Regions from separate parts of the Homo sapiens genome. Here regions 2 and 3 are each linked to region 1. Evidence: read pairs that join two places in POLR2A ChIA-PET (ENCODE). Cell type or tissue: GM12878. All regions are shown on one strand. Each heading gives the region's core, and the rest is flanking DNA. Links, peaks and the distances in the headings are about the cores only. Region 1 overlaps LYST (lysosomal trafficking regulator). Region 2 overlaps LINC02768 (long intergenic non-protein coding RNA 2768). Region 3 overlaps GNG4 (G protein subunit gamma 4).

Region 1 (10,607 bases), core at 2,863-7,862:
GCCACCGCATACCAGCCTGGGTAAGAGTGAGACCCTGTTTCAAAAAAAAAAAAAAAAGAATTCTGAGAAGTTAAGTTAAGTAAGATGAAGACTGGGAATTGACTGCTGGATTTAGCAACATGGAAGTTACTGACAATCTTTTCAAAGAATGGTCTTGGTGGGGTGGAAAAGAGTGGTGAGGAAATGAAGGCAAGCAATTTAAACAGCTCTTTTGAGAAGTTCTGCCACAAAGCATGCAAGGGAACGGGTGATGGCTTGAGGAGGACATGAGATAAGTGAGGTTAAAAAAAAACCTGATTAATATTATAGCTTGTTTCTAAGCTGAAACATAGTATGTTTCTCTAACAGAGAAAGGAAAATAGATGAAAAACTAGAATGAGAAGAGAGAATTCTAGGAACAATGAGTAGGCAAAACGAAGAAGACCAACATACAAGTGGAAGGAACAGTGGCAGTTCATCTAATTGAATAAGAAGAATGTCAGAGAATACGAGTATAGATGTAGGAAGATTAGTATATTTGGCAATAGGAGGACCAAGAATTTTTTTCAGGTGCTTCTATTTTCTTGGTGCAATAAACAGCAAGACTGCCAGCTGAGAGTGAGAAGTGGGAAGGAGGTGTTAAACTGATGAGTGTAACAGGGTCAAAAAACAGCAGCCCATAAGAGACTTCCTGCCAGGCTGCCAATGAGTAACTAAATCAAGATTGAGTTCCATTGTTCAATAACTATACCCATACTATAATCCAACTCTCCTTCATGTTCCCAAGTATAGAATGGTGGACTGTCAAATACTCCATGGGAATCTAGATATATTACAGCTGCAGCATTCTCCTAATCTGTAAATGTAGACTCTATAGGTAGAAACTGGGTTATCTGGAATGAATTCTTAGAAAGCCTACATAGCCTTTATTGCTCATCTTTTCTTTAAGTATAATATTTGAAAATCTTTAAAAATGATCTCTAGAGTCTTTTGTGGAAGTAACATCAAGTTTACAAAAATCTATGGAAGCTACATTTTTTTAAATTTTAGAACATTATTCCTCCACAGGCTTCTACAAGTTTTCACATTTCACTATAATTACTCAAAGATTATTAGTTGAGCAATGACATTAACAAATGTTCTCAGAATCTGACCGTGAGATGTGAATTCATTTTAGAGCATCCAGAGTTCTGATACAATCTCCTCCCCAATCTTGGGCTTCAATTTTCTCCTCTTATTTTTCTCACTTGTACCCTTCTTAGTCTGTGTGTAGATCATTCTCCATGTCAGAGAAGAGAAGAAAGCTAAGAAATTTCATTTGTTCTCTGTATCTGATTATTGGGTCCATTTGTTGGTAAGAATCTATTATTTATTTGTCATACTCATTCTCTCTCTCTCCCCCTACTGCCCTATCCCCCACCCCTGCGCCCTTTCTTTCTTTTTGTAGAGACAGGGTCTCACCATGTTGTCCAGGCTGGTCTCGAACTTCTGGGCTCAAGTGAACCTCCCGCCTTGACTTCCCAAAGTGTTGGGATTACAGGCGTGAGCCACTGCACCTGGCCTCATTTTCGTTCTCTACATATAAAATGTAAAAGGTCAGCCCAACTTTTTCAAAATCTTAGCTCATTATTCTACCAGGACTGTGTTCCTATTCTATAGGTTTTATATGTGTGGGTGTATGTGTGCATATATATATATACAGTTTTTTTTTTGAGACAGAATCTCGCTCTGTCGCCCAGGATGGAGTGCAGTGGCATGATCTCAGCTCACTGCAACCTCCACCTCCCAGGTTCAAGTTGGCCAGGCTGATCTCAAACTCCTGACCTCAGGTAATCCGCCCACCTCCACCCTTCCAAAGTGCTGGGATTACAGGCGTGATCCACTGCACACGACCATTTGGTTTCATATCCTTCTTTCTTTCTTGTGCACATTATTTAAAAATCAGTTCATGCTGGGCATGGTGGCTCATGCATGTAATCTCAGCACTTTGGGAGGCCAAGGTGGGTGGATCACCTGAGATTGGGAGTTCGAGACCAGCCTGGCCAACACGGAGAACCCCCCCCACCACGCCCCATCTCTACTAAAAATACAAAAATTAGCCATGTGCGGTGGCACCGCCTATAGTCCCAGTAACTCAGGAGGCTAAGGCAGGAGAATTGCTTGAACCTGGGAGAGAAGGTTGCAGTGAACTGAGATCGCGCCACTACACACCAGCCTGGGCGACAGAGCGAGACTCTGTCTCAAAAAATAAAATAAAATGAAATAAAATAAAATAAAATAAAATAATAAATAAATAAATAAAATAAATCATCAGTTCATGTGGCCATGTTCCCTCTCCCTTTCCTTCACATATTATTTCCAATTGTTCAGTAGAGATACTGCCTATTATCACCTTGTAACCACTTTCCCTTCAAGAGACTATCTCTGGCATCTTACCTACCTTTTCTTCGAATTTTAGGAACTCTGTACTCCAATTCTCTATATTCCGGCTTTGTTCCATATTCCTCTTCCTGCTTATTAGTCTGCCAGCTATCATTTACAAAACAACCACTTTGTATCAGACACTAAGAACATAAAGTAATTCCAGTCTCTGCCCTCAAGAAGATTACATTACGGTGGCAAAGGCAAATCAATATATAGGGTACTATGTACTGCTAAGGGGCACTTAACCCAATTTGAGTGGCCAGGGAAGCTTCATGAAGAATAAATTGAAGTTGTACAGGTAAAGGGAGAAAAGAAGGGAAGAAAAGCATTAGAGATGGAAACAGCAGCTCAAGTTGTCACTGAAGAAATTACAGTAAGTTTGGTATCACAACTACAAAATGAGAAACAGGAAAAGTGAGGATGGAGGGAGTGGCTGGCAAAGACCAGATGGTGAAAGGCTTTTGTACACTATGCTAAGAACCTTGGGCTTTAATCTATTGGCTAGTGAGTCTTATCAGAATCACCTATAGAGTTTGTCTAGGCCCCATGATCAGAGAACCTAATCTGCTAAACCCACAGCAAGACCTAAACATCGGTATTTTTAACAAGCTTCATAGGTGATTCTAATGAACAGTCAGGGCTGAGACTCACTGCTACAGGTGACAGGAAGCCCATGAATTATTTTGAACATGTGAGTGGCATGGTCAATCTTGAACACATAGGTCATTCTAGTGGCAATGTGGAAGACACATTTTATGGAGAAAACTCTAGCTGCATGAAAACCAATTTGGAGACTGGCGTCATACTCCAAGCAAATGGTAAGGATATTTTTTTCTAAAGCAACAGTAGAATAATATAATTTTATTAAATATCCAAGAATTAAAATGAGCACAATTTTGGTGATTAATTGGATGGAGAAGTGAGTGGTAAGGGAGGGATCAGGACAACTCTCTGAATACTGGCTTGGTTAACTGGATAAATGGTACTGTCACCTGCGAAGAACACACAAGAAGAACTGAGGCACGTGTGCAGAGTCTGCTGTCAGGGCAAAACCACTCCACACCAGGTGAGCTGAGTCCTCTGTCTATTAGGCCAGTGACTAACTTCTTTACAGTGACTACTGAGACTAAATCCACCATGCCTTTCATTCCAATTTCAGCAATGCTCAAAATGTATACCTTCTCAACAACTATCCTTAACTCCATCTCATGGTTTCCAATACCAGACCGAATAAGGAAATAGCAAGTATAGACTCTCCTGAGAAGGCAGGATTAGAAAAGAAAAACAGAAAATAGAGAGGAGCTGGAGAAGGAGGCATAGGTTAAGGAATTTTTTTTTTCAAGTATTTGTATTTTTTAAAGAATTGGAAGAACCGTATTTTTAGGCTATAAGAAATAAGAGGTGGTGCGGCGTGGCCAGCCATCTCCTATCAGCTCTGATTGTGTGTACTTCTTCCCAGCATCACTGGCACCATGTTGGTAGCTTAAAATCATCATGGTGAGAGTATTTCCATCATGGAAATGGGCAAATGCTACACATTAGGGTCTTTTTTGTTTCTTTCTCCAGGAGAGCCACTTTACTAGCATACCACTGCAGCCAGCACAAGGGAAGATACTGAAGACAGGGGCAAGAGAACGAATGAATGAAGGACAAAATTCATGGAGAAAATAAGTGTGGATTGGATCAAGGGTATAGGTGAAGAGGTTAGGCTGGGGCGGGGAAGCAGGAGGGGACACATCATCCTCTGAGGCTGAGGGAAAGGAGGTAAGGAGAATTGCAGATATAGAAAACAGGTGGAAGGCCAGAAACTGAGGGAGCTCAAGAATGACTGGCTCAATTTTTTCATTCAAGTAATAGGCAAAGTTGTCTGCTTAAAGAAGAGAGTCTAGAGATTGGGGGCTAAAGGCTAAGTAATTTAGAATAATTATTGGAAGAATAGTCAAATGGGGGAAAGTAGTGATGACAGACAAAATAATTTACTGGTTGGCTACTAGCTTAGCAGAGGTGGAAAACCATGAATTTCTGGTGGTATGGATTTTTTCAGCTATTTCAGATTCACCAGCAGGATTCAGCTGCTTGGGTCTAATAATAGACAGTGCAGACTGTTATCACTGATCTGGAAATGGGAGTTTTGGTGGGTGGAGGCAGCAGAAGCATAAGTGAAGGGGACCCAAGGGTATGGGTGGAAGAACAGTCCTTATGGCCAAAAATGAGACACAGACTGGGTAGGAAAAAGAAAGAGGCCAGGAAAATAAATGTTGATAGACAAGCAGAAAATCCAGGCAATCAAGGAAGTGTGGATCTCTACCAGACTGAAGAGTACACAATGTGGGAATGAAGATGTTAGAATTTTTAGATTTCTGAAACAAGCGGTCCCAGATGACAACATCCACAGTGTGGCCCTGCAAGCAGATGTCTAAAGTGAAGTGAAAGTTAAGGTCCTTGCAGTTAAGTAACCATGAAGCTAGTATTTTTGGACAACAGATCATTGTAAGTTCTTAAAATGAAAGCCCTATAATGACAGAGATTTTGTCTGTTGTATTCACTGCTAAATCTCTAGCATCTAGAACAGAACACAGCTAACAGCAGGCATTCGATTCTACTCATTTGCCGAATGAATGGCGTGGCCTCTCTCTCAGGATTTTCATTAGGTTAACTTGTCTAATTAAGCCCCTCGTAGTCAAGTTAGGTCAAAGATAGACTCAAGAGTACTGGTTCCCTGGATTATTTCCTTTACCTTCTGGAAATGAAATGGTCACTAAAGTCAGTCAACAGTGGCTCTGCTTTCATTGAATGAGACTTCCTGCAGACATCTGGATAGTTAACTTTGATATCTTAGCTCTGTTCCAGTTCTGTGATTAATTTCCACAACTTATTATCCACCTAAAAGATTACAGAATTAAGCTATCACCCTCAGTCTTGTGGATTTTCATGCATTTATCTTCTTGACACAGAGAACTACTACACCCGCCCCTCACAGCAAGTCATGACCACATATATTCTTCACTTTTAGGGCAGCTCCTCATATAATGGCATTTTTAGATGCCTTGTCATGTCTGTGTTCTAGACAATGCTACCAAGGACATTACATGTACCACTGAAAATAAAATCTCAAGCTCAACAACAGGGCAAGAAATGGTCCCTAGGTGGCTGAGTTTCCTTTTCAATAAATATCAAATAGCCAGTGGCCACAGTGATAAGAAGGGAAAGGGGTCCATTGTGCTACAGTTCCCTTTTTCATAAATTCATTAATTCCAATATTTATTTATTAAGTAAATATTTTAATAGATATTTATTAATATGCTCCAGCTCATTCTATTTTCACTATTTATGAATCTGTTCTGAATAGTGGGATATACATACAGTAGGCATCATGACAGTAGTGAAATAGGACCCAGAAGCCGCAGATCAGGAATCTAGCAATTACTAGCTAGTCACACAGAGCTGTGTGAAGTTTGGCTGCCTCTTCCATAAACTACCCCACAGAGTTGCTATGTGGAGCCTAAGAAATTATATAACCTCAGTAAACATTGTTGACAAATTTTATAGCTCTATGTAAATGCTCAGTACTAGCTGCACACCTTATGACAGACAGTGCCATCTGAAGGAAGAAAAAGATCACTGCAAGCTTTCCTCAGATCAGTGTGAGGAAAATGATGTTCTGTTTCATAACGCTATTTCCAGGGAAGCACTGAAAAAAAAAATAGGAAGTCCCTGTATTTTCTGCTTTTTCCTTGTCTTGTGGCTTCCACAAGAAAAAAAAGAAGTAAAAGGAAAAAACAACAAAAAAGGTTATAATAATGATATTTATTCTTATAGGTTGATTAGAAAGCATACTTTTTCCTCATCAAACAGTAACACCCAAAAGACTTGTTAGTCTTTCACCAAATGCCAAAAAATCCTGGAAAATTCCCTTTTAAAGTAACACTACGTGCTTGCCTAATTTTCTCAATTCAATAGTATTAGAGAAGTTGCCATTGGAAAGACTTTTTTTCAAAAATGTTATGTGCCAAAGAGGAGACTGTGATAAATCAGGGTTATTTTAAGAATTAGGCAAAATAATGTACAGAATAATAAGTGCCCAATAAATTCTGTTAAATCAAAATCTGCCATGATTTGAAGCAGCCTTCTTGAAAATAAAGGTTAGTTTATATGGATTTAACTATTCTAAATCCCAGCTCTCCAGAGTTTAATATATATTGATAGATTGATTAGCAACTTTCTCAAAGATCTCATATAGTCTTTACAACACATCAGTAAAAATAAAAAATCTTTATGAGAAAAAAAGATAACACCATTTATATCATTTCATAAATGACATGAATAAAGGAATAAACATGAATAACTTAGAATCTTATGTTGTCATAATGGCAGAAATTTTAGATATCATATTCTCTAACCCCACATTCTACAGTTGAGAAAAACTGAGGCCTACAGGTCCAAGGTCACAGAAATGATTAGTCACTGGACTCTACTATCCCAGTTGTCTTGGAGTTACATATGTTTTGGGGGGTAATTAACTAAAACTGAAATAAGCAAGTTTAGAAGATACATAGCCTTTCTTCTTCTGTCGATTAGAAATTAGACAACAGGCAAAGGCGTTTCCCTAACACTAAATACTACCTCTAAATGGTATCCAGAACCTTTACTCAAGTCCACTGGATTGTAATACATACACCTGGAAACAAGATTTTTAAACCTCTCTCTACAAACTTTTTAGACTACAACACAGAACTATATGTCTGAAATGCAGGACACTGGTGGGGGGAAGGGGACCAAAGAGGGGGAGGGGGAAACTGCACTTGTTCAGATTAATATAATTCTCTTTAAAGAATAAGCCAGTTAAAACATATCAGTTGAACTGTACAATATTTAAGCAAGAAAATATCTGTTAATCTAAGCTTTACTGTGTAACTTTTTAGTCAATACTAGATGTGTTAAGCAATAACCATCAGAATGATTCCTAACTAAAGAGAGGAGCTCCTGGGATCATGGCGAAGGGAGGCAGGACTAGATTGCAGCTCTGGACAGAGCAGCATGTGGTGGCTTGCATTGTGAATTTGAGCTCCAGATCCACTGCAAGAACAAACCAGCAATCCCGAGAGGACCCACAGACCCTCTGAAGGAAGCGGATTGCTCCTGCAGGCCCCAGGAGACCCCCAAATACTGTGAGTGCCCCAACTGTGCAAGTGGGAAAGGGAGACCCTCCTCTCCTGAACACACACCCCCACTGGAGAAGCTGAAGGTCTGTTTGCTGGAGAAGTTTCTGACCTTACCTGAGCTGAATCAAGTTAGAGAGCCAAGCCTAGTGAATTACAGGGGTAGAGAATGCAGCAGAAAGGCCCTGGGAGCTCCCTGGGTCCTTAAGTAGCCCATTCCTGCCTGGCACCACAAGGATCCATTGGGAGGGTGGCTAGAGGAGCAGGGGGTAAAACCCCACAGGGAAAGGAATTCTCTAGCCTAACTTTCTAACAATTTGAACGCGGTGAGAAGCCTGCTGGCCAGAACTCCGGGGAGGGTGCAAATCCAGCTCGCAGACTTCACAGGTGGAAGGAAGAACTAAAGCCCTTTTCTTTCGTAGCTGAGAGGTGGATAGCCTCGGGGAAGTTTTCAAGCCCATCTAGCCCTCAGCCTGGAAACAGACTCCCGGCAGTTAGGGGGGACACGGTGGGAGTGAGAGTGGCCCTTCTGTTTGCGTGGGAGCTGGGTGAGGGCTCCGACTGCTGGCTTTCCCCCACTTCCCTGACAACCTTCATGACTCAGCAGAGGCAGCCATAATCCTCCTAAGTACACAACTCCAGTAAACTGGGAATCTCACCCCCAATTCCCCACAGCAGCCCCAGCACGACCCAACCAAGGAGCTGCTGAGCTCATACACACCTAGCCCCACCCCCACCTGATGGTCCTTCCCTATCCACCCTGGTAGCAAAAGACAAAGGGCATTTAATCTTGGGAGTTCTAGGGCCCTGCCCACCGCATATCTTTCTCTGTACTACTACAGCTGATGCTTTCTGGAAAGCGCCACCTCCTGGCAGGAGGCCAACCAGCACAAAAATAGAGCATTAAAACATGGCCAACCAGTACAAAAATAGAGCATTAAACCACCAAAGCTAAGGACCCTCACGGAGTCCACTGCACCCTCCACCACCTGCACCAGAAAAGGCGCTGGTATCCATGGCTGAGAGACCCATAGATGGTTCACATCACAGGACTCTGTGTAGACAACCCCCAGTACCGGCCTGGAGCCAGGGAGACTCGCTGGGTGGCTAGACCCAGAAGAGAGACAACAATCACTGCAGTTCGGCTCACAGGAAGCCACATCCATAGGAAAAGGAGGAGTATACTACATCAAGGGAACACCCCGTGGGACAAAAGAATCTGAACAACAGTCTTCAGCCCTAGACCTTCCCTCTGACAGAGCCTACCCAAATGAGAAGGAACCAGAAAACCAACCCTGGTAATATGACAAAACAAGGCTCTTCAACACCCCCCCAAAATTTCTCTAGTTCACCAGCAATAGATCCAAACCAAGAAGAAATCCCTGATTTACCTGACAAAGAATTCAGGAGGTTAGATATTAAGCTAATCAGGGAGGGACCAGAGAAAGGTGAAGCCCAGTGCAAGGAAATCCAAAAAATGATATAAGAAGTGAAGGGAGAAATATTCAAAGAAATAGATAGCATAAAGAAAAAAAACAATAAAAAATTCAGGAAACTTTGGACACACTTTTAGAAATGCAAAATGCTCTGGAAAGTCTCAGCGATAGAACTAAACAAGTAGAAGAAAGAAATTCAGAGCTCGAAGACAAGGTCTTCGAATTAACCCAATCCAACAAAGACAAAGAAAAAAGAATACGAAAATATGAACAAAGCCTCCAAGAAGTCTGGGATTATGTTAAATGACCACACCTAAGAATAATCAGTGTTCCTGAGGAAGAAGAGAATTCTAAAAGCTTGGAAAACATATCTGGGTGGATAATTGAGGAAAACTTCCCTGGCCTTGCTAGAGACGTAGACATCCAAATACAGAAGCATAAAGATCACCTGGGAAATTCATCTCAAAAAGATCTTCGCGTAGGCACATTGTCATGAGGTTATCCAAAGTTAAGATGAAGGAAAGAATTTTAAGAGCTGTGAAACAGTAGTACCAGGTAGCCTATAAAAGAAAACCTATCAGATTAACAGCAGATTTCTCAGCAGAAACCCTATAAGCTAGAAGGGATTGGGGCCCTAACTTCAGACTCCTCAAACAAAACAATTATCAGCCAAGAATTTTGTATCCAGCAAAATTAAGCATCATATATGAAGGAAAGATACAGTCTTTTTCAGACAAACACATGCTGAGAGAATTCGCCATCACCAAGCCACCACTAGAAGAACTGCTAAAAGGAGCTCCAAGTCTTGAAACAAATCCTGGAAACACATCAAAACAGAACCTCTTCAAAGCATAAATCACACAGGGCCTATAGAACAAAAATGCAAGTTAAAAAGCAAAAACAAAACAACAACAAACAAAAGTACAGAGGCAACAAGGAGCATGATGAATGGAACCATACCGCACATTTCAATGCTAAAATTGAATGTAAATGGCCTAAATGCTCCACTTAAAAGATACAGAACCACAGAATGGATAAGAATTCACCAATCAACTATCTATTGCCTTCAGGATACTCACCTAACACATAAGCACTCACATACGGTAAAGGGGTGGGAAAAGGCATTTCATGCAAATGGACACCAAAAGCCAGCAAGGTATTCTTACATCAGACAAAACAAACTTTAAAGCAACAGCAGTTAAAAGAGACAAAGAGGGACATTATATAATGGTAAAAGGCCTTGTCCAACAGGAAGATATCACAATCCTAAACATATATGCACTTAACACTGGAGCTCCCAAATTTATAAAACAATTACTAATAGACCTAAGAAATGAGACAGCAACACAATAATAGTGGGGGACTTCAATACTCCAATGACCAGACAGGTCATCAACACAGAAGGTCAACAAAGAAACAATGAATTTAAACTATACCTTGGAACAAATGGACTTGACAGATATATACAGACATTTCATCCAACAACTGCAGAATATACATTCTATTCAACAGCACATGGAACTTTCTCCAAGATAGATCATATGACAGGCAACAAAACGAGTCTCAATAGATTTAAGAAAACTGAAATTATATCAAGCACTCTCTCAGA
Region 2 (10,607 bases), core at 2,735-7,734, 81 kb after region 1:
CAGATCACAGAGCCCTGCAGTGATCAGCTGCCATCTGGATCTGCCCGGGTGCAAGCAAACGGCACAGCTCTGGAAGCTTCCTCAGGGCTCCAAGAGAGCATCTGCGTGTTGGGAAGCCTCGGATGTGCTGCAAGACCTTTGTTCTGACTGTGGCAAAGCCTATGTATGCTAGGTGTCACATTGAATTCTTTTCTATTAATAATAACTTATCTGAGATTCTGCGCGACTGTCGCTCTAGAATCTGCATTTAGGAATGATCAGCATCAGTGCTGAGTGCCTCGGAGTGGGACATAGATTTAGGCAGAGATGTGGGAAGCAGCCATCAGTGAAGGACGATGCTGTGATTGGTGGCTGGAACCCACAAGTAGACACCAAACTGCTAACAGGGTGGTCCTGGAGGTAGATGTCTAGGCAAGCAGCCAAGATCAGTCATTTAGAGTCCATGCAGGTCTGACTTGAGACAGTGAATTTTGTAGAACTCCATACTCATTCTGAAGTGATTTTGTTATAGGCAGTCAGCTCTACCAGAGGCCTTTGTCCAGACTATCTGAAAGGCACCCAATGCAAGGGCTGCAAACCTCAACAGCAGAGGACTTGTGCTGAAACCCTTCCGAATGCATTCTCTAGACTGGCCAACTAATGTGTCTTCTTTGCTGTCCAGCTCCAATCTCCATCAGGTTGTCTTTTTAAAAAAAAATCCAAGCCTTTGCCCTGCCAAGCACCAGGAAAAGCATGATTTGCACATTTGAGAGCTAACGAAAACAGTCCATCCGAGTGTCCTAGTGAATCTGCAGCCCAGATGGGCTCACGTTTCCCTGTGTACCCCACATGCCCACTGAGCCCCGAAGTGGTTGCCCAGACCCCTTACCCAGACCCCGGGCTGAAAGAACCTTGTGTGGTTTAATCTCAGAGCAGAGTCCTCTGAGCTGGAGATGTTTGATTGAGAGACTGCCGGAGGGGCCTCCCCCAGTCGACCCAAAGATATAATGCTGGTGCCACATCTTGTGACTTGCGGTATCGAAGACTGCTGCTGGCGAAAAGGAAGCCACAGAGCTTCCACCCCTCATAGGAGGTCAGTGGTCACTGTAATCAGAGGAGTGCTCTGTTCCATTTCAGTGACTCAATGGTCACATTATCCTTTAAAAATAAAAAAATTCACATGCCAGGCCTAATAATATTGCTTCTCTTCTCTTTCTCATTTTTCCTCTCTTCCCTCTACCAGACTCTCCCTTACCCTTTTCTCTCTCTCTTTTTATTGATGCGCAATTGACATAACATACCATGAACTATTATAAAGTGCACAATTCAGTGGTATTTAGTGCACTCGCAATGTCGTGCAATCACCACCTCTCTAGTTTCAAAACCTTTTCATCTCCCAGAATAACATCTGGTACCCATTAAGCAGTCACTCCCATTTCCCCCTCCCCCCGTCCCTGACAATCACAAATCTGCTTTCTACCTCTGTAGATTTGCCTGTTCTGGATATTTCATATAAAAGGAATCACGGAACATGTGTTCTTTTTGTGTCGGGCTTCTTTCACCTAGCACATTTTCCAGGTGCATCCAAGTCATAGCATGTATAATACTTCATCCCTTTTTTGTGGCTACATGATATTCCATGGTGTGCGTAAACCACAACTTGCTTATCCATTCCTCTGTCAATGGTTGCTTCTTCCTTTTGGCCATTGTGAATAATGCTGCTATAAACATGAGTGTACAAGTTTCTGTGTAGATATGCGCTTTCATTTCTCTTGAGTAATAGAACTAGGAGTGGAAATGCTGGGCCACACCTCTGTATGTTTAACATTTTGAGGAATTGCCAGACCGTTTTCCCTACTAGCTGCACCACTTTACATTTCCACCAGCAATGTATTAGGGTCTCTCTCTCTCTCTTTATTTCTCTCTCTCCTTTCTCTAACAAAACTAAATCAACAAAACAATTTGTTCATCCTAGACTGCTGAGTGTGCCAAGGGCATTTAAATGACCAGTCATTGTTTCACAGCAGTGATTCACAGCGTGGCCATGTTAAAAGGTAAGCCTAAGCCAAACAGGCCCCCAGCTGGTCTGCAGACTTACCCTGGAGGCCAGGAACAAGACCGTCCCTCCCTGCTGTAGACAGAAAAGACTGCACTGAGGGTGTTCTGCTCTGAGCTGGTTCCCCTGGTCTGCTGCTCTTCTCCACACATGCTGTCAACCGCAGTGGGCAGGTCAGCTTGGCTGGAAACCCACTGAGTAAAGAGGCCCCCAACCCTCCAGACGATGGGAAAATATATGGCAAAAGATGTCAGAGGTAGTTCAAGGAGCTTATTATAATGCAGAGAATTCCAAATCCACAAGCAAAGAGGTGGCATTTTATGGCTCGAAAGGACCTGGAAAGCTCAAGACTCAAAATCAGGCACAGGGTTAAAGGTGAGGAAATGGAGGCCCCTCCCAGGTCCAGTGACTGGAACTGGCTGATGAGCCGCAGAGGAGGCAGGGTGAGAAATCCGGTCCTACTGTGATCAGGGCAGCCCTGTTCCAGGCTTGTCCAATAAGACTCACGCCAGGAGCTTGCTCAAATGCAGATCCCTCGGGCCCTACCCAGACCAAAGGAGCCTGAATCCCTGGGGAGGGGGATCTGTGCTTTTAATGTGTCTGTGATAAGTTTAGGAAACATGCTGAACTAAAGATAAGGCCTATTTAACAGCAACAACGGTGCCTAATTCTTGATTTGAGTGATGATATACCCTTCATGTGAGTGAAAATTTGAAGTCAGCATTTGGGAATAATCATGTCTGTTTGGTATGTGGTTTCTGTTAGAATCTGCCTGAGGCTCTGATGATCCGGACAATCACAGTGTATGGTACACACACACACACACGCACACACACACACACACGCACTCACAGGGCGGGAGTGGGTGTTAGTGGATGGAGAGTTGCCCCACCTCTTTTAACCTCGATTGTAGTAACTAACCTCACTGTTCTCTACCTTGCTTTGAAAAAACATTTTTGTGCCTTATCTAATCTTCTAACAGTTATTAAGAAAGAAGCCTGCACAGTGGGTATTTTTAAATCCCTGTTTCACGGATGAATAAACTGATTCTATGAGGTTCAGTGACTTGCTCCAATTCATAAAACAAGATGCTTGCTCTTATGAGTTTGTGTCCCCCAAAAGATATATTGAGGTCCCCCAGTACCTCAGAAAGTGTCCTTATTGAAAGACAGGGTCTTTACAGAGGTAATCAAGTTAAAACGTGGTCATTAGGGTGGCCCCTCTCCAATATGTTTGGTGTCCTTATAAAAAGAGGAAATTTGGATACAGACACGTACACAGGGAGAATTCCACGTGAAGATGAAGGCAGAAATCAGAGTGATGCTCTCCAGGCCATCAAGGAATGCCAAGGATGACCAGCGAAACACCAGAGGCCAGGAGAGGGGTGTAGAACAAATCCCTCACTCCCTCAGAAGGAGCCCACCCTGCCCACATCTTGATCTCGTACTTCTGGCCTCCAGAACTGTGAGACATACGTTCTGTAATTGAAGCCACCCAGTTGGTGGTTCTCTGTTAAGGCAGCTCTAGCAAACTCATAGACTGGCCAAACTAAGAGTCACACCCAGATCTCTTCCACATCCATCGGAGACCAGTACACATTCCACAGCACCCCAACCATCTCAGGGAGCCCCAAGCGTAGCAGGTGATGGACACGTGAACAAATGCCCACCCAGTAGTTCCATGACGGGTCTGTGCAGAATAAACAGAGTAGACAGGGTAAGGGAGCTGGGGGATTTTAGAGGCAGGTCCCAGCAGATGCTGTCTGGATGTGCCCTTGTGCCCAAGCCGCTTCCAGGGTTATGGTTTAGGATGTGGCACACAAGGAGGACCCTAGATCTGACTTCACACACTGCAGGAGCAGTCCCATGGACGGTGGGGAGAGTGGCCTCAGGGAGGCAAACTTGCAGAGTCCTGGCTGCGTTCTCTCTCAGACAGGTCGCATGGTCTCCCGGGGCCTCGGTTATTTCAACTATGAAATTGAGATAATAATACTTACCTACCTAATGCAGGGTTATGCACCCGATGCCCATGTAAGGTGCATTTATTAGCTTTATGTCTGGGTGGAGGTGGTTTGCTCTTAGACTTTCCAAATTAGGTTCAGTCTGCAGAGCTTTGGAAATATGAGGATTTCAGGGCCCGTCTCGCAGAGACTCAGATTCCGCAGCTCTGAGTTGCTACCATAGGAAATACATTGAAAAACACTCCCCACCTGAGTCTACTGGGCTGCTGGGTTTGGCAACCACTAGGTTAATGCACACTGCTGTGGAAAACAAGAATGGCCAAGGGCTTGGGTTCAAATATGAGACAAGGCAGTTTGGAGATGCTGTCATTGAACTCATATAGTACTGGGCTGAAAGTGACATCAGAGCACAGATGTCAGGTATGTGTTGATGTACAAGGCTAGTTCCTATAATGAAATTAACACTCTCAGTAAGAGTGAAATGATCCTTGTTCACACACATGCATGTATCTGCGCACACACACAAACTCACATACACACATTCACCCATGCACATAAACACACATACATGAACACACATATACATGCGCAAGCGCGCGCACACACACACACACACTCAAAGGTGTCCCTTTGAAGGGTTGTGCTACCAATGAGTCTAAGAATTGGTATGAGCAGGTCTAGGAAGATCAAAAGAGATAACCCAGGAGACAAGGGCGGTGCTGGAGGTGGCTGCAGTTCTGTCTCGGGGGGACTGTAACTGAGGTGGCCCAGGCACAGCAATAGTCAGAATAAACATCACTGTGCAAGAGCCCAGAAAAATTCAGAGCATGGGGCACAGGGGATGCTGACGGCGGGAGAGGCACGAAAGCAGAACCCCGCAACAGAAGATGCTTAGGAAGACTTGTCACCATGAAATGACATGGCAGGCCTGGTGGCTATCTGGGAGGGGTCATGGGGACAGAGAAGAGGATGGGATGAAGAGCCATGAGCAGACCTGTCTGAATGGAAGTCAGGGGTGGACTGAGAATGCGTGAACAGGGCGCCTGGGTGTTGGGATATCTGATGGAGGTAGTTGATCTGGGAGTGTGAGGCTGAGCTAGTTGTGTAGAGATGTGTGAAGGATGACTGGAAGAATCATTTGGATATTTTAACTGGAGAGGGAGGTGGTTTAATATCTATAACAAACATGCTTAATTTCAGTATGTTTATTTTTCGCATCTGTTTACTTGCTGACTCAGTAACTAGCACTCTACCACATTTACCAGGTAATGTGTAGGAACTATAGGGAAGCAGATGTTTGGCTCAGTGTACTTTTAACAAAAGCCCAAAATAACTCTCTGTATATAGAATCAGCTGACTAATCTCCTGGGGCTGAGGCCCGTCTCTGTTAAGCGTCTGGAGATCAGAGCTGAGTTGGGCTTTGAATTCATTCTAAGTGGTGACAAGTGGGAAAAACCAAGACTAGAGCCTGCAACCACTGAGGCGTTTGACGTTTAAGGGTCAAATTAGAGAAGCCAGGTTCAGACTTCAAATCTCAAGGGTCAAGGCAGGTTAAGTCAAATGAGGCTGGAAGCAGGTGGAAAAGCCCAGGGTTGGAAGTCAGCACCTGGAGCAGAGCAGGAAGCGAGGGCAGGGTGGGGTCTGGAGGCAGGTAATGACTGAATGTTTGTACAAACATCCTGTGTGTGGTTGATGGGTGAAGGTAGCTTTAAATGTGCTGGCAGCACAAGCTACATAATTTATGGGGCGCAGTGCAAAATGAAAATGCAGGGCCTCCTTGCTCAAGAATTATTAAGAATTTCAAGACAGCAACAGCGGACCATTAAACCAAGTGTGGGAGCCTTCTGGGTGCAAGTCCTGTGCACCTGTACAGGTCGCTTGACCAGGAGGCCAGCCCTGTGCGCTGGCCAGTGGGGAAGAAAGGCAGTGAGCTCCTGCTGTATGTATTGAAGCAGAAGCTGCTGGCCACTGGGTAAAACAGCCCCGGGAATGCCCATTACGGCCAGTCCAGTGCTAAAATTCTTTCATTTTACCAGCTAAAAACACCCTGGGATTTTGTAGATGGCATCACATGGTCCAGACCAAACCGACCGAAAAGACAGAGCAAAGGACCCTCCAGGCTCATGTCTAACAACCCAATTGCAGAGACCACCCTGGACCCCCGCATCAAATTCTGCAGCCAGCCCTAGTCAAAGACTATCGTTCTGCTGCAGTTTAAACAGGACAGCAAGTACAGTAGCAACAAATGGCACAAACGGTCCAGGGCAGGTGGGGAACAGGAGTATGGCTCACCGCACTCATTACTTTTCTAAGGTTTCCAACACATTCTTGGCACCAAAGCTCACAGGCCACTTGTCTTTCTGGAAGGGTCTATTTCCCTTCTGTGACATACAACAATGTGGACAGGTGAAAACATGAAGAGTGACAACCCGGGAATTGGATTCAGGCTTTGATATTGCAACACTTCTGCCTGGGAACAGATCGGGGGGGAGATACATTATTCAATTACACTCAAGAATCTAAACAAACAATTTGCTATCCCTTTTCTTTCTGGAGAGATAAAAAAAGACGATCCAAAATGTTGAGGTTAGCAGCCCACAGGTATAGCTTAGAGGTCATACATCAGTCTTTCAGCTACCTGCATATATATATATATATATATATATATATATATATATATATACACACACATATATATATACATATATATACATATATACATATATATACACACACACACATAAATGTGTATGCCTCTGTATGTGTGTATCAATATGTACATATATACACATATATGTATGTGTATAAAACACTAGCGAGAGTTGCCATGGCTATGAAGACAACTTCAGTCAGTAAATATTTGTTTTGGAGAAATGTATTGTATTAAAGACATGCTGCAATGATTTCTGAGAAGAATATAACTTAAATGAGGAAATTGATCCCCACGTGTCTGCCCCATGACCAAGGGTCTAAGTCACCTAAATCAGCTCACTCCTCTCCCCCAGATTTGCCAAGTCACCAAATGCATAAAGCATATTTCTCCCTCATTCACACAGGGAGAGGGGTTGGGACGCTAGGTGGAAGACCACCAATCAAACACGCTAAGAGTGTGACCTTCTAGCACCTCCCTGACGACTTTACATTGGTAGTTGAAAGCCTCCATTGGTGAAAACTCACCTAAAAGGAGGTTTTTCCATCAAGCCGTCTTGAAGCCCTGCATTGACGGAGCTACAACCCACAATTTTATACACAATCTAGTGGGATTTTGACTTCAAAGTAAGGATCAGGGTGTCTTTAAAGTTTTCTGGGCTGGGCGAGGTAGCTCATGCCTGTAATCCCAGCAGCACTTTGGGAGGTTGAGGTGGGCGGATCACCTGAGGTCAAGAGTTTGAGACCAGCCTGGCCAACATGGCGAAACCCTGTCTCTACTAAAAACACACAAAAAATTAGCCGGTCCTGGTGGCGCACGCCTGTAATCCCAGCTACTCGAGAGGCTGAGGCACAAGAACCACTTGAACCCGGGAGGCAGAAGCTGCAGTGAGCCGAGATCATGCCACTGTACTCCAGCCAGGGCGACAGAGTGAGATCTTGTCTCCAAAAAAAAAAAAGTCTGTTTTCTGCATGAGTCTGTCTGACAGTGCCCAGGTTAGATAAATCAGATATTGAGACAAGAGACAAACAACCGTAGAGTGTGAAAGGGCTTTGTCAGGTTCTTGCTTTGTATTAAGCAAATGGTTATTTTATATATTGAAATGTTAATGATTTTTATAGATGCAGCATTAGTAATATTTCAGGACATTTAATATTTTATTTTTAAAAAATATTTTTATTTCAATAGTTTTGGGGTACAAGTGGTTTTGGATTACCTGGCTGAATTGTATAGTGGTGAAATCTGAGATCTTAGTACACCTGTCTCCCGAGTAGTGTGCATTGTACCCAATATGCAGTTTTTAATCTTGCATTTCCCTCCCATCCTCCCCTTTCTGAGTCTCCAAAGTCCATTATACCGCTCTGTCTGCCTTTGCATACCCATAGCTTAGCTCTCATATATAAGTGAGAACATATGGTGTTTGGTTTTCTATTCCTGAGTTACTTCACTTAGAATAATGGCCTCCAGTTACATCCAAGTTCTTGAAAAAGACATTATTTTATTACTTTTTATGGCTGAGTAGTATTCCATGATGTATATATACCATATTTTCTTTATCCACACATTGGTCGATGGGCACTTAGGTTGGTTCCATATATTTGCAATTGTGAATTGTGCTACAATAACCATATGTGTGCAGGTGTCTTTTTCATATAATGACTTATCTTCCTTTAGGTACATACCCAGTAGTGGGATTGCTGGATAGAATGGTAGATCTACTTTTAGTTCTTTAAGAAATCTCAGGCTGGGCGTGGTGGCTCATGCCTTTAATCCCAGCACTTTGGGAGGCCAAGGTGGGAGGATCACCTCAGGTTGGGAGTTCGAGACCAGCCTGACCAACATGGAGAAACCCCGTGTCTACTAAAAATACAAAATTAGCTGAGTGTAGTGGTGGGCGCCTGTAATCCCAGCTACTCAGGAGGCTGAGGTGGGAGAATCGCTTGAGCCCGGGAGGTGGAGGTTGTTGTGAGCCAAGATCGTGCCATTGCACTCCAGCCCGGGCAACAAGAGTGAAACTCTGTCTCAAAAAAAAAAAAAAAAAAGAAAAAAAAAAAAGAAAAAGAAAAAAGGAAGAAAAAAAAAGAAATCTCCATACTGCTTTCCATATAGGTAATACTAATTTACATTCCCACCCGCAGTGTATAAGCGTTCCCTTTTCACCACATCCATGCCAACATCTATTGTTTTTTGACTTTTTAATAATAGCCATTCTTGCAGGAGTAAGGTGGTATGTCATTGCGGTTTTAATTTGCATTTCCCTGATGATTAGCAGAGTATTTTTTCATATATTTGTTGTACATTTGCATATATTCTTTTGAGAAATGTCTATTCATATAATTTGCCCACTTTTTGATGGGATTATTTGTTTTTTTCTTGCTGATTTGCTTGAGTTCCTTGTAGATTCTGGATATTAGTTTTTTGTTGGATGCATAGTTTGCAAATATTTTCTTCCGTTCTGTGGGCTGTCTGTTTACTCTGATGATTATTTATTTTGCTGTACAGAAGCTTTTTAGTTTAATTAGGTGCCATTTATTTATTTTTGTTTTTGTTGCATTTGCTTTTGGAGTCTTGGTCATAAATTATTTGCCTAAGTCAATTCTCAGAAGAATTTTTCCTAGGTTATCTTCTAGAATTTTTATGGTTTCAGGTCTTAGAATTAAGTCTTTGATCCATCTTGAGTTGATTTTTATATAAGGTGAGAGGAATCCAGTTTCATTCTTCTATAGATGGCTATCCAGTTTTCCCAGCACCATTTATTAAATAGGATGTCCTTTCCCCAATTTGTGTTGTTTGCTTTGTCAAAGATCAGTTGGCTGTAAGTATTTGGCTTTATTTCTGGGTTCTCTATGGTCTGTGTGTTGACTTTTATACCAGTACTATGCTGTTTTTGTAACTATGGCCTTGTAGTGTAATTTAAAGTCCAGTAATCTTATGTCTCCAGATTTGTTCTTTTTGCTTAGGGTTGCTTTGGGTATTCAGGCTCTTTTTTGGTTCCATATAAATTTTAGGATTGTTTTTTCTAATTCTATGAGAAATAATGTTGGCATTTTGATAGGAATTACACCGAATCTATAGATTGCTTTGGGCAATATGGTCATTGTTATGACATTGAATCTTCTGATCCATGAGCATGGGATGTGTTTCCATTTGTTCATGTCATCTATGATTTCTTTCAGCAGTGTTGTGTAGTTCTCCTTGTAGAGATCTTTCACATCCTTGATTAAGTATATTCCTAGGGTTTTTTTTTTCTTTTTTACAGCTGTTGCAAACAGAATTAAGATCTTGATTTGATTCTTAGCTTGGTGATTGTTGTGTATAGCAGTGCTACTGATTTGTGTACATCGATTTTTGTAACCTGAGACTACTGAATTGGTTTATCAAATCTAGGAGTCTCTTGGAGGAGTCTTTAAGGTTCTCTAGATATATGATCATATAATAAGTGAACAGTGATAGTTTGACTTCCTCTTTTCCAATTTGGATGTCCTTTATTTCCTTCTCTTGCCTGGTTGCTCTGGCTAAGGCTTCCAGTGCCACGCTGAATAGAAGTGGTGAAAGTGGGCATCCTTATCTTGTTCCAGTTCTCAAGGGAAATGCTTTCAACTTTTCCCCATTCAGTATGCTGTTGGCTGTGGGTTTGTCATATGTGGCTTTTATTATTTTGAGGTAAGTCCCTTCTGTGCCTAGTTTGATGAGGATTTTTATCATAAAGGGATGCTTAATTTCATCAAATGCATCTATTGAGATAATCATATGGTTTTTGTTTTCAATTCTGTTTATGTGGTGTATCACATTTTTTGACTTGCCTATGTTAAGCCATCCCTACATCCATGGGATGAAACCCACTAGATCATGGTGGATTATCTTTTTTGATGTGCTGTTGGATTTGGTTAGCTAGTATATCATTGAAGATTTTTGCATCTATATTTATCAGTGATATTGGTCTGTAGTTTTGTTTTTTTCTT
Region 3 (10,607 bases), core at 2,753-7,752, 240 kb before region 1:
CAGTGGGTTTGTGGTCTCGCTGGCTTCAGGAGTGAAGCCGCAGACCTTCGTGGTGAGTGTTACAGCTCATAAAGGCAGTGGGGGCCCAGAGTGAGCAGCAGCAGAATTTGTTGCAAAGAGCAAAAGAACAAAGCCTGCACAGCGTGCATGGGGACCCAAGCAGATTACCCCAGCTGGCGCGGGCAGCCTGCTTTTATTCTCTAATCTGGCCCCACCTACATCCTGCTGAATGGTCCATTTTACAGAGAGCTGATTGGTCTGTTTTACAGAGAGCTGATTGGTCCGTTTTGACAGGGTGCTGATTGGTGCGTTTACAATCCCTGAGCTAGACACAAAAGTTCTCCACGTCCCCACTAGATTAGCTAGATACAGAGTGTCCACACAAAGGTTCTCCAAGTCCCCACCAGCGTAGCTAGATACAGAGTGTCGATTGATGCATTCACAAACCCTGCAAACCCTGAGCTAGACACAGGGTGCTGATTGGTGTGCTTACAAACCTTGAGCTAGATACAGAGTGCCGATTGGTGTATTTACAATCCCTTAGCTAGACATAAAGTTTCTCCAAGTCCCCACCAGACTCAGGAGCCCAGCTGGCTTCACCTAGTGGATCCCATCTGGGGCCACAGGTGGAGCTGCCTGCCAGTCCCATGCCATGCGCCCACACTCCTCAGCCCTTGGGTGGTCCATGGGACTGGGTGCCATGGAGCAGGGGGCGGTGATTGTCCAGGAGGCTCAGGCCGTGCAGGAGCCCATGGTGGTGGGGAGGCTCAGGCATGGTGGGCTGCAGGTCCCGAGCCCTGCCCCGCAGGGAGGCAGCTAAGGCCTGGTGAGAAGTTGAGCACAGCAGCTGCTGGCCCAGGTGCTAAGCCCCTCACTGCCCGGGGCTTGCGGGCCGGCCGCTCCCAGTGCGGGGCCGCTAAACCCACGCCCACCCAGAACTCACGCTGGTCCGCAAGCACCGTGCGCAGCCCCAGTTCCCGCCCGTGCCTCTCCCTCCACACCTCCCTGCAAGCTGAGGGAGCCAGCTCCCGCCTTGGCCAGCCCAGGAAGGGGCTCCCACAGTGCAGCAGAGGGCTGAAGGGCTCCTCAAGTGCTGCCAAAGTGGGAGCCCAGGCAGAGGAGGCGCCGAGAGCGAGCAAGGGCTGTGAGGGTTGCCAGCACGCTGTCACCTCTCACAGCTATCCCTGAGCCTGAAGGGACCCAGCAGCTTAAACTGCGAGTGGGGAGGAAGTGAGTGGTGGACCTCCTTTCATCCTTGCTGAACAAGGAAGCTCACTGCAATAGCATCTCTTTTCCCACAGGGAAGCACACAGCACGGTTCCCCAGCCAAGGCCCAGCAGCCCTCGGGGATGGCTCAGTTCTCCTCCCCTGCTCCCCCAACAGGTGCACATCCATTCACATAGGGGATAACAGGAGGTGGCAAAAGGTTTCTAAGGGCCCCGTGTCTGCCGTGGAGGGTGGGAGAAGGGGACAGGACAGTGATGATTGCTAGAAGAAAGTGATGCTGTGAGGACCTGGCCACCATCAAGGATCCTGAGAACTGAGTCTCACCCCAGCCCACACACATGCTCCTGGCGAAGACACCTGCTGTCCTCCTGCCCCTACACAGGGTAAGTCACTCTCCTTACCTGCTGAGAGGCAGCCGTGTGACAGGCCTGGGCAAGGGACAGAGGCTGGCGGTGGCAGCAGCTGTCAGTCGTCAGATGAGAGGTGAATTCAGAGCTTCTGCTTTGAGGTCACCTGAAAGCACAACCAGAGACATGTCTAGAGGTGTGGGGACTCCCTGGCATTGCTCCCAGAGTCCCCATCCACCCTGTCCCATGGTTCCCCTCTCCTCAAACTCAGCAGCCTTCCCCAAAAGCCTGGGGACTCCATATCAGACCTTGGGGAGATGGGGAGCTCGAGGCAGACAGAGAACCCTCAGATCTGACCCAGAGCAGACTGGAAACACAACTTCAGGGCCACAGGCCACCCCGGGCCTCACCAGACTGCTCCCCTGGACCCTGCAAACCTTCATGCCCAGTCGCTCTGCCCCCCAACACAAGGAGCCCCAGCTCCAGCCAAACCTATGCCAAATGGAAACAGGTCACGTGTTTTCTTCTTATAAAAATATACACTTGGGGCCGGGCGCGGTGGCTCATGCCTGTAATCCCAGCACTTTGGGAGGCCGAGGCGGGCGGATCACGAGGTCAGGAGATCGAGACCATCTTGGCTAACTGGGTGAAACCCCGTCTCCACTAAAAATACAAAAAATTAGCCAGGCGTGATGGTGGGCGCCTGTAGTCCCAGCTACCTGGGAGGCTGAGGCAGGAGAATAGTGTGAACCCGGGAGGCGGAGCTTGCGGTGAGCCAAGATCGCTCCACTGCACTCCAGCCTGGGTGACAGAGCGAGACTCTGTCTCAAAAACAAAAACAAAACAAAAACAAACAAACAAAATACACACACACACACACACACACACACACACACACACACACACACCTGGCCGGGCGCAGGGGCTTATGCCTGTAATCCCAGCATTTTGGGAGGCCGAGGTGGGCAGATCAACTGAGGTGGGAAGTTCGAGACCAGCCTGACAAATATGGAGAAACCCTGTCTCTACAAAAAATACAAAATTAGCCAGGCGTGGTGGCACATGCCTGTAATCCTAGCTAGTTGGGAAGCTGAGGTGGGAGAATCATTTGAACCCGACAGGCAGAGGTTGCGGTGAGCCAAGATCATGCCTGGGCAACAAGAGCAAAAAACAAAACAAAACAAAAAAACACCTATTATCAAAAAATGTGCAGATAAAGATAATTACAACAAAGAAAATAAAGACCAGTGATAATGCCTTTTCCCAGAGATAACTATGGTTAGCCTGTTGATGTATAATATACTTACATGCATTAGAAATTTGATTTCAACCAAAGGACATTTAGCATAGAAGAGATCAGACGACTCGAAAGCTCTTTTTTTTTAATATTTATTTTTTGAGATAGGGTCTCGCTTCGTTGCCCAGGCTGGAGTGCAGTGGAAAAATCACGGCTCACTGTAGGCTTGAACTGGGCTCAAACGAGCCTGCCACCTGAGCCTCCTGTGTAGCTGGGACTACAGGCGTCCACTACCATGCCTGGCTAATTTTTACTTTTTTTTTTTTTATTTTGTAGAGACGGAGTTTCACTATGTTGCCCAGGCTGGTCTTGAACTCCTAGGCTCAAGGGATCCTCCCACCTACGGCCTCCCAAAGTGCTGGGATTACAGCCATGAGCCACTGTGCCTGGCCTTTGAAAGGTTTCTTACAGCCCATTCAAGACTCATAGCCCTGTTCGCCTTCCCTTTGCAGCCATCCTCCGTAACTGTGACTTCTCCAGGACAGTCTCTCCAGGATGGCTGACTCTGGGGTAATGAGTTCATTCCCCAAGGGTTTTCCGAATGCTCTGCCCTACGGCATCCATCTCCGAGGCATCCTAATGAACTTGGAGCAAAGCTAAAAGCCCGACAAGAATAAGCTGACAGACCTGTTTGCTCCCCTGGCTAAAATGGAATCCAAATTCATTTTGGCCTCAACTTCAGGGGAGATGGTTTGAAGTTGTGCTTGGTGCATTTTTCTCAGCCTGTGCTATGGTCAGAATGTTTATGTCCCCCCTACCCCCCCCAAATTCCTATATTGAAATCCAAAGCCCCAAGGTGATGCTGTTAGGAGGTGGGACCTCTGAGAGGTGGTTAAGTCATGAGGATGGAGCTCTTATGAATGGGACTCATGATCTTGTAAAGAGCTCTGACAGAGATCCAGGAATGCTTTATGTTTTAGTTTGTTTTTTTTTTTAACTTGTTTGCTGTGTGTGTGTGTGTGTGTGTGTGTGTGTGTGTGTGTGTGTATTTTTTTTTTTTTCAGATGGAGTCTCACTCTGTAGCCCAGGCTGGAGTGCAATGGTGCGATCTCAGCTCACTGCAAACTCTACCTCCCAGATTCAAGTGATTCTCCTGCCTCAGCCTCCCAAGTAGGTGGGATTACAGGTGCCCACCACCACACCTGGCTAATTTTTTTTCTATTTTTGTAGAGACAGGGTTTCACCATGTTGGCCAGGCTAATCTTGAACTCCTGACCTCAGGTGATCCACTCACCTCCCAAAGTGCTGGGATTACAGGGGTGAACCACTGCACCCGGAGTTGGTTTTGTATTTTAATATAACAGTGCTTCTTCTACTTTTCCACCACATTCTGGGGAAAACAGAACCACTGAGGCAACTGGCTTCCCTGACTCTGGCTACCCAAGACCCCACCCAGAGGGCTGAGGTGCTGGATCAAGGCTGTACCTGTAGGTTGCACACTACACTCCCCAGCCCACTGTGGGGAAGCTGTTCTCTACCATCGGTTCCCCAAATTTGGTTGGGATCAGAATCCTCTGGGAATGTACAGAGACTAAGGCCCTGCTCTACCCACCTCCATGACCTTAGAGTTCTGTCTTAGCTCTCTTGGAGATTATGATAAAACCACTGCTCTATAGGCAACCAGAGCTTCTCAGACTTTGCTGTACATCTGAACCACTAGGGGGACTTTTAAGGATCCCGATTCCAGCTGGGTGCAGTGACTCACGTCTGTAATCCCAGTGCTTTGGGAATCTGCAGCGGAGGATTGTTTGAGCCCAGGAGTTCAAGACCAGCCTGGGCAGCACAGTAAGACCCCATCTCTACAAAAAATTTAAAAATTATCTGGGTGTGGTGGCACACGCCTGTGATCCCAGCTATTCAGGAGGCTGAGGCAGGAGGATCGCCTGAGCCTGGAATTTTGAGGCTGCAGTGAGCTGTAATCATGCTACTGCACTCCAGCCTGGGCAACAGAGACCCTTTCTCAAAAAACCCCAAAAATATAAAATTAAAAAAATAAAGATCTTGATGCCCAAGTCAAACCCCAGGCCCTTTAAGCCACAATCTCTGGGGGAGGACTGAGGCATCAGTGGAAGTTGAAGCTTCCCAGGTGATTTTTTTTTTTTTGAGACAGGCTCACTCTGTTGCCCAGGCTGGAGTGCAGTGGTGTGATCTCGGCTCACTGCAACCTCCGACTCCTAGGTTCAAGTGACTCTCCTGCCTCAGCCTCCCAAGTACCTGGGATTACAGGTGCATGCCACCATGCCTAGCTTAATTTTTGTATTTTTAGTAGAGATGGGGTTTCACCATGTTGGTCAGGCTGGTCTTGAACCCCTGACCTCAAGTGATCCGCCTGCCTTGGCCTCCCAAAGTGCTGGGATTACAGGCATGAGCCACCACACCCGGCCTTCCCAGGTGCTTTTAATGTGCAGCCGCGTTTGAGACACACTGCTCAAGTCTGCATCTAGCTGGAGCATCCCACACTTTGGTGTGTATGTCATGAAACCCGTATCTCAGGCTCTCACTCAACAGGACTGGCTGGGACCTCGGGGAGGCTGCATGCTGCTACTCACAGCCTGGTGGGAGACATCAGCTTCAGTATCCCCTGGAGCTCGTTAGCAATGCAGAATCTCAGGTCCTACCCAAACCTACGAAGTCAAATCTGCGGGTTTTTTTGTTGTCGTTGTTTGTTTTTTGGTTTGTTTTTTTTTTTTTTGAGACAGAGTCTCGCTTTGTTGCCTAGGCTGGAGTGCAGTGACGCGATCTTGGTTCACTGCAACCGCCGCCTCCCGGGTTCAAGCGAGTCTCCTGCCTCAGCCTCCCGAGTAGCTGGGATTACAGGCGCGAGCCAACACGCCTGGCTAATTTTTGCATTTTTAGTAGAGACGGGGTTTCACCATGTTGGCCAGGCTGATAACAAACTCTGACCTCAAGTGATCCGCCCACCTTGGCCTCCCAAAGTGCTGGGGTTACATGTGTGAGGCATTGCACCCAGCCGAATCTGCGTTTTAACCCAGGTGATTCAGGTTTACGTTAGAGTTTGAAAAGTTCTGAGCTAGACCAGCAGGGCCCAGTCCTGCCTTATGCAGGGTCCAAGATGAAGAGCCTGGCTGAAGACACGTGGGTCAGTCATAACAGTGGTGGACAGCAGAGGTGCTGTTCTCCTGACCCTTAATGTTATTCACAGCCCCATCAGCTTTTTAGATTCCTCTTTTAGATAACTTACTAACTCTAGAAGCTCTTTGAGAGGCCACACATCAGAAAAGACACTATCAATTTCTCCTTGTCCTCCTGGCATTTGCATAGCATCTTCCATCCAACGCTTGAAATGTATTTCAGATGTCAACCCACCAGCCTACCCCAGGAAGTGATTTTAGACACCTTCCCTGTATCATTGCTATTTCTCAAAATAACACAGATTGTTGGAGCTGATGGGAATTTAGCTCTTGACTGGATTCCTTTATCTGGTTGCGGAAGAAAGCTTTTTTTTTTTTTTTTTTTTTTTTTTTTTAGACAGGCAGAGTCTCACTCTGTCGCCCAGGCTGGAGTACAGTGGCACGATCTTGGCACACCACAACCTCCACCTCCTGGGTTCAAGAAATTGTCCTGCCTCAGTCACTCGAGTAGCTGGGATTACAGGCATGTGCCACCATGCCCAGCTAATTTTTATATTTTTAGTAGATATGGAGTTTCAACATATTGGCCAGGCTGGTCTTGAACCCCTGACCTCAAGTGATCTGCCCACCTTGGCCTCCCAAAGCGTTGGGATTACAGGCGTGAGCCATGGCGCCTGGCTTTTGTGTGTGTGTGTGTGTGTGTGTATATGTGTGTGTGTGTAAGAGAGAGGGTCTTGCTCTGTCACCCAGGCCGGAGTGCAGTGGTGCAATCATAGCTCACTGCAGCCTTAATCTCCTGGGCTCAAGTGATCCTCCAACCTCAGCGTCTGGAGTAGTTAGGACTACACCCAGCTAATTTTTAAACTTTTTGTACAGACAGGATCTCACTGTATTGCCCAGGCCGGTTTTGAACTCCTGGCTCAAAGGATCCTCCCACCTTGGCATCCCAAAGCATTGGGATTACAGGCATGAGCCACCACTCCTGGCTGAAAGCTGCTTTTTAATAGCACTAAATTTTACCATGATGTTTTCAAAAGCTTTTCTTCCCTCTCAAAAGAAGAAAATATATTCATCTTTGAAAAAATTGCTGTGTTTCATTGTGAGGTAGTGGGAAGGCCCACTGGCTGGCCATGAGCTAACTGGGAGCCCCTCAAGGGCAGAGGCCTTGTTTTTTTTAGCTTCTGTGCCCCCATTGCCAAGATAGGGCGGGCACGCCGTAGCCAGTCCCTATGAACGTGACTCTGGTGTGCATGAAAGAATAAACTGAGGCTTCAACAGAGACTTTAATTCCCCATGGCTGCTGCTGTTTCAGTTCTTAAATGGAGCTAAATTAACTCTGGGTTGTGAAGGGTAATGACCCAGAGTCATGCAGATGTACTGATGGCTCCAACAACTTCCTTACTTTGAGAAACAGTGATGATACAGGGAAGGTGTCTAAAACCCCTTGTTAGGGTATGGGATAGGCTGGTGGGCTGACATCTGAAATACATTCCAAGCAATGGATGAAAGATGTGGCTACTAGAATTAATTAAATCATCTAAAAGAGGAGCCCCCTAGTGGTGCTCGGCTTTGAGGCACAGGTGTGAGGTCTCTGCTCTCACAGAGCTTACTGCCTGGTGAGGGGCGCCATGGACTGCTGGAATCACCATGCTGATCCATGAATATTCTTATGAGGGAGGCGCCCGGCTCTCAGTGTATAACCAAAGAACTTGACCTGGACTTTAGCATCTACATTGCTTTCTATGATAGATTCTGAAGCCGTAAGATGGAATGAGACTTGCCCGCCCTCAAAGAGCTCAGGTGCTGAGGGAGAGATGTATAAATAAGCAATGATCATATTGTCATGGGTGTATGTGGGCTGGCTGTCCACAGAACCCATGCTCCCCTTCCTCTCACAGGAATGTCATGGTGACAGGGCAGGTGGCCCCTGGATAGATATTCCCCAGGGTCGCTTGCAGCTACGTGTGGCTTTGTGACTCACGTCTTGCCAATGGAGATGCCGACGATGAATGAGTGGAAATGATGGGTGCCGCTTCCAGGCCTGGGCTTTCAGATATCATTTGGGGACCTCTGAGCTCTTTCCCATCACACGTGGATGTGTCTACAGCTTAAGTTCAACAAGGGCAGGCGAGGACAGTGGCCTGAGTGGTGCCTCCAGGTGTGGTCCCTGGACCGGAGGCATCAATGTCCCCTGGGAACGTGTCAGAAATGCAAATGCTTGGGCCCACTCAGACCTACCAAAATAGAAGCTCTGGGGCCAGGCACAGTGGCTCACGCCTGTAATCCCAGCACTTTGGGAGGCCGAGGCGGGTGGATCACCTGAGGTCAGAAGTTTGAGACCAGCCTGGCCAACATAGTGAAACCCCGTCTCTACTAAAAATACAAAAATTAGCCAGGCATGGTGGCAGGTGCCTATAATTCCAGCTACTGAAGAGGCTGAGGCAGGAGAATCACTTGAACCCAGGAGGCGGAGGTTGCAGTGAGCTGAGATCGCGCCATTGCACTCCAGCCTGGTCCACAGAGCGAGACCCGATCTCAACAACAACAACAAAAAAGAAGCTCTGGGCGTGGGAAAGTGCTTAACAAGGCCTCCAGGTGGTTCTGATGCTCAAGACAATCTGAGAAGCACAGTCCTGGGGGACGAGAGAGAAACAAAACGGAAAGAGCCCACGTCCCCAAATTCCCCCTGGAGCTGAGCGGCCCCGTTAGCCTGGCTTCTTACTTCTGGGCTCATATGAGAAAGTGAAATACATTTCCACACTCTTTAAGTCACCGTGTTTCTGCGTCTCTTGGTCACAGCAGCTTTGCATCTCACTAACCGATACAGTATTTCAACAGAGGTTAGTATACTGGATGGCTGCCTTGAAAATGCTTTTAAACCTGAGACAGAAGTACTCATTTAAGAGCTTGTATTTGGGAAACTCAATACAATGAGGCACTCAGGTCTAACAAGGATTCCACCTAGTGAAACTGTGTTTATTTCTAGGGTCTAACATTTTACCCTAAAATTCTGTTAGATGCTAGGCCCACCAGATAGCACTGCTTTTGCACCAACATTCAGGCTGGGTTCTCCTAGCGTTCATCGTGAGCATTAAGATTCCCCCCTTTCAGCTGTAAGAAAAATTGGCTTTGAATTGTCACAAGAATTTCACTAACTGAGTTGACATCTTGGCATTCCCTCAAGAATAGAGGTCACGTTCGCTTCCACACAGGGATCTAAAAGGGAGGGGAGGGCCGGGTGCGGTTGCTCACACCTGTAATCCCAGCACTTTGGGAGGTGGGCAAATCAGTTGAAGTCAGGAGTTCCAGATCAGCCTGGCCAACATAGTGAAACCCTGTCTTTACTAAAAATACAAAAATTAGCCAGGTGTGGTGGCAGGTGCCTGAAGTCCCAGCTACTTGGGAGGCTAAGGCAGGAGAATCGCATGAGTCTGGGAGGTGGAGGTTGCAGTGAGCAGAGATCGCGCCACTTGCACTCCAGCCTGGACAACAGAGCAAGACTCTATCTCAATAATGATAATAATAATTAATAATAATAATAATAATAATAATAATAAAAGGCAGGGGAAGTCCTAATTCACCTGGATGTCATAATCGCTGTGGCAGCAAAGGGCACAGCCTTTCTATCTGTACACGTGGATGTGTAAGGTGGCATTTTAGCACCACATGATCAATTCTGCTGTTTCTCAGTCATCCTAGGCTGGAGCTGAATGTCCTGACCCCTGAAGGGAGTGCAGGGAACGAGGTGCCCTCCCACCCAGACACCCAGGGCTCTACGTTTGCAGTAGGAACACCGTCCCCCTCGCAGGGGGATGACTCTTCCCCACTCCGACTTCAACCACTTTGCAAATTAAGTACTGTGATAGGCAAGCTTGATACATTTTACAGTATGGGTCTCAATTACTCAACTTACATCTTGAGTGCCCGATAGCATCCAGCTGGTCTAATAACACCTAATCACACAGATGCTAAACAAGTCCAGGGATTCGAAGCTTTGGGCAGGGCATGGGTTGTAATGGACTTGAGAGACAACCACAGTTTCTTAGGAAGAGCACGCGGGGTCCGAACGACGCTGGGGCCTGCTGGTCACCTGTCACCTTATCTGGTCCTTATTAAGGTCAAGAAAATTAGAGAAGGTTGGCAGACCAGCGGTTATACTTAAGAACATTTGACAAATTAGTGCAGAATAAACAACAGAAAGAGAAACTAGATCCACCTTCCGTGGGACCCTTCACGCTATCCACTCCCTCACCTAGCTGGCCACCCAGACACTCCCTGACCATTGCTTCGGCCTTGCAGGTAGAAATCAAAACTCTTAATCAACAGGAGAAGATGTTAGAAGTTTACTCGTGGCCTGAGGCTCTTACATCAGCCCTTACTGACTGTGATGTTAATTCTTTCTGACTGCTGGGTTATTCAAGTTACTCAAACTGGACCACGGTGTTGACCGGCACGTATGGAGGAACACAAACCTGTGTCTGGTGTGTTTGTACAGTCTATAAACCTTACAGTCTAGAATGAATTCATTGTCATTCGAGTCTATCGCAGCTCTACTGAAGTGGGCAGATCACCACACGGGGGACGAAAAGGTAGTTGAGCGATGGCGTGGCTGGGCCACGTCTCAGCTTCCTAGAGCTGTGGGAA

What was found. ChIA-PET counts read pairs that join two places held together with the same protein. Peaks named below come from ENCODE experiments on the same cell type or tissue, not always from the same donor. Only the 100,000 strongest peaks of a DNase experiment are listed, where the experiment ranks them.
Region 2: POLR2A ChIA-PET joins it to region 1 with 5 read pairs; 5 of 35 experiments call an interaction of 5 or more read pairs at or near these places.
Region 3: POLR2A ChIA-PET joins it to region 1 with 5 read pairs; 3 of 35 experiments call an interaction of 5 or more read pairs at or near these places.

What each region holds. Positions count from the first base shown.
Region 1 is chr1:235,837,584-235,848,190 of GRCh38, forward strand. All of the region lies in intron 1 of LYST (lysosomal trafficking regulator), which reads right to left. Among named protein-coding and RNA genes, the nearest start is that of MIR1537, 10 kb to the right of the region's middle. RefSeq lists an enhancer at 4,519-4,718. In GM12878, for the core only: a CTCF peak has its summit at 6,006 (motif pointing left); a DNase peak (open chromatin) is centred at 4,839; H3K4me3 peaks cover 1,054 bases; H3K27ac peaks cover 1,564 bases.
Region 2 is chr1:235,918,282-235,928,888 of GRCh38, forward strand. The region is part of intron 2 of LINC02768 (long intergenic non-protein coding RNA 2768); the gene reads right to left. The region is part of intron 2 of LOC105373215 (a long non-coding RNA gene); the gene reads left to right. Among named protein-coding and RNA genes, the nearest start is that of LINC02768, 49 kb to the right of the region's middle. RefSeq lists enhancers at 1-447, 5,343-5,392. In GM12878, for the core only: no CTCF peak of the experiment used is centred there; a DNase peak (open chromatin) is centred at 5,345.
Region 3 is chr1:235,593,772-235,604,378 of GRCh38, forward strand. It overlaps GNG4 (G protein subunit gamma 4), which reads right to left. Exons shown (of 4, transcript NM_001098722.2): 2 at 1,629-1,740. Among named protein-coding and RNA genes, the nearest start is that of GNG4, 51 kb to the right of the region's middle. In GM12878, for the core only: CTCF peaks have their summits at 4,507 and 7,512 (motif pointing left); no DNase peak of the experiment used is centred there.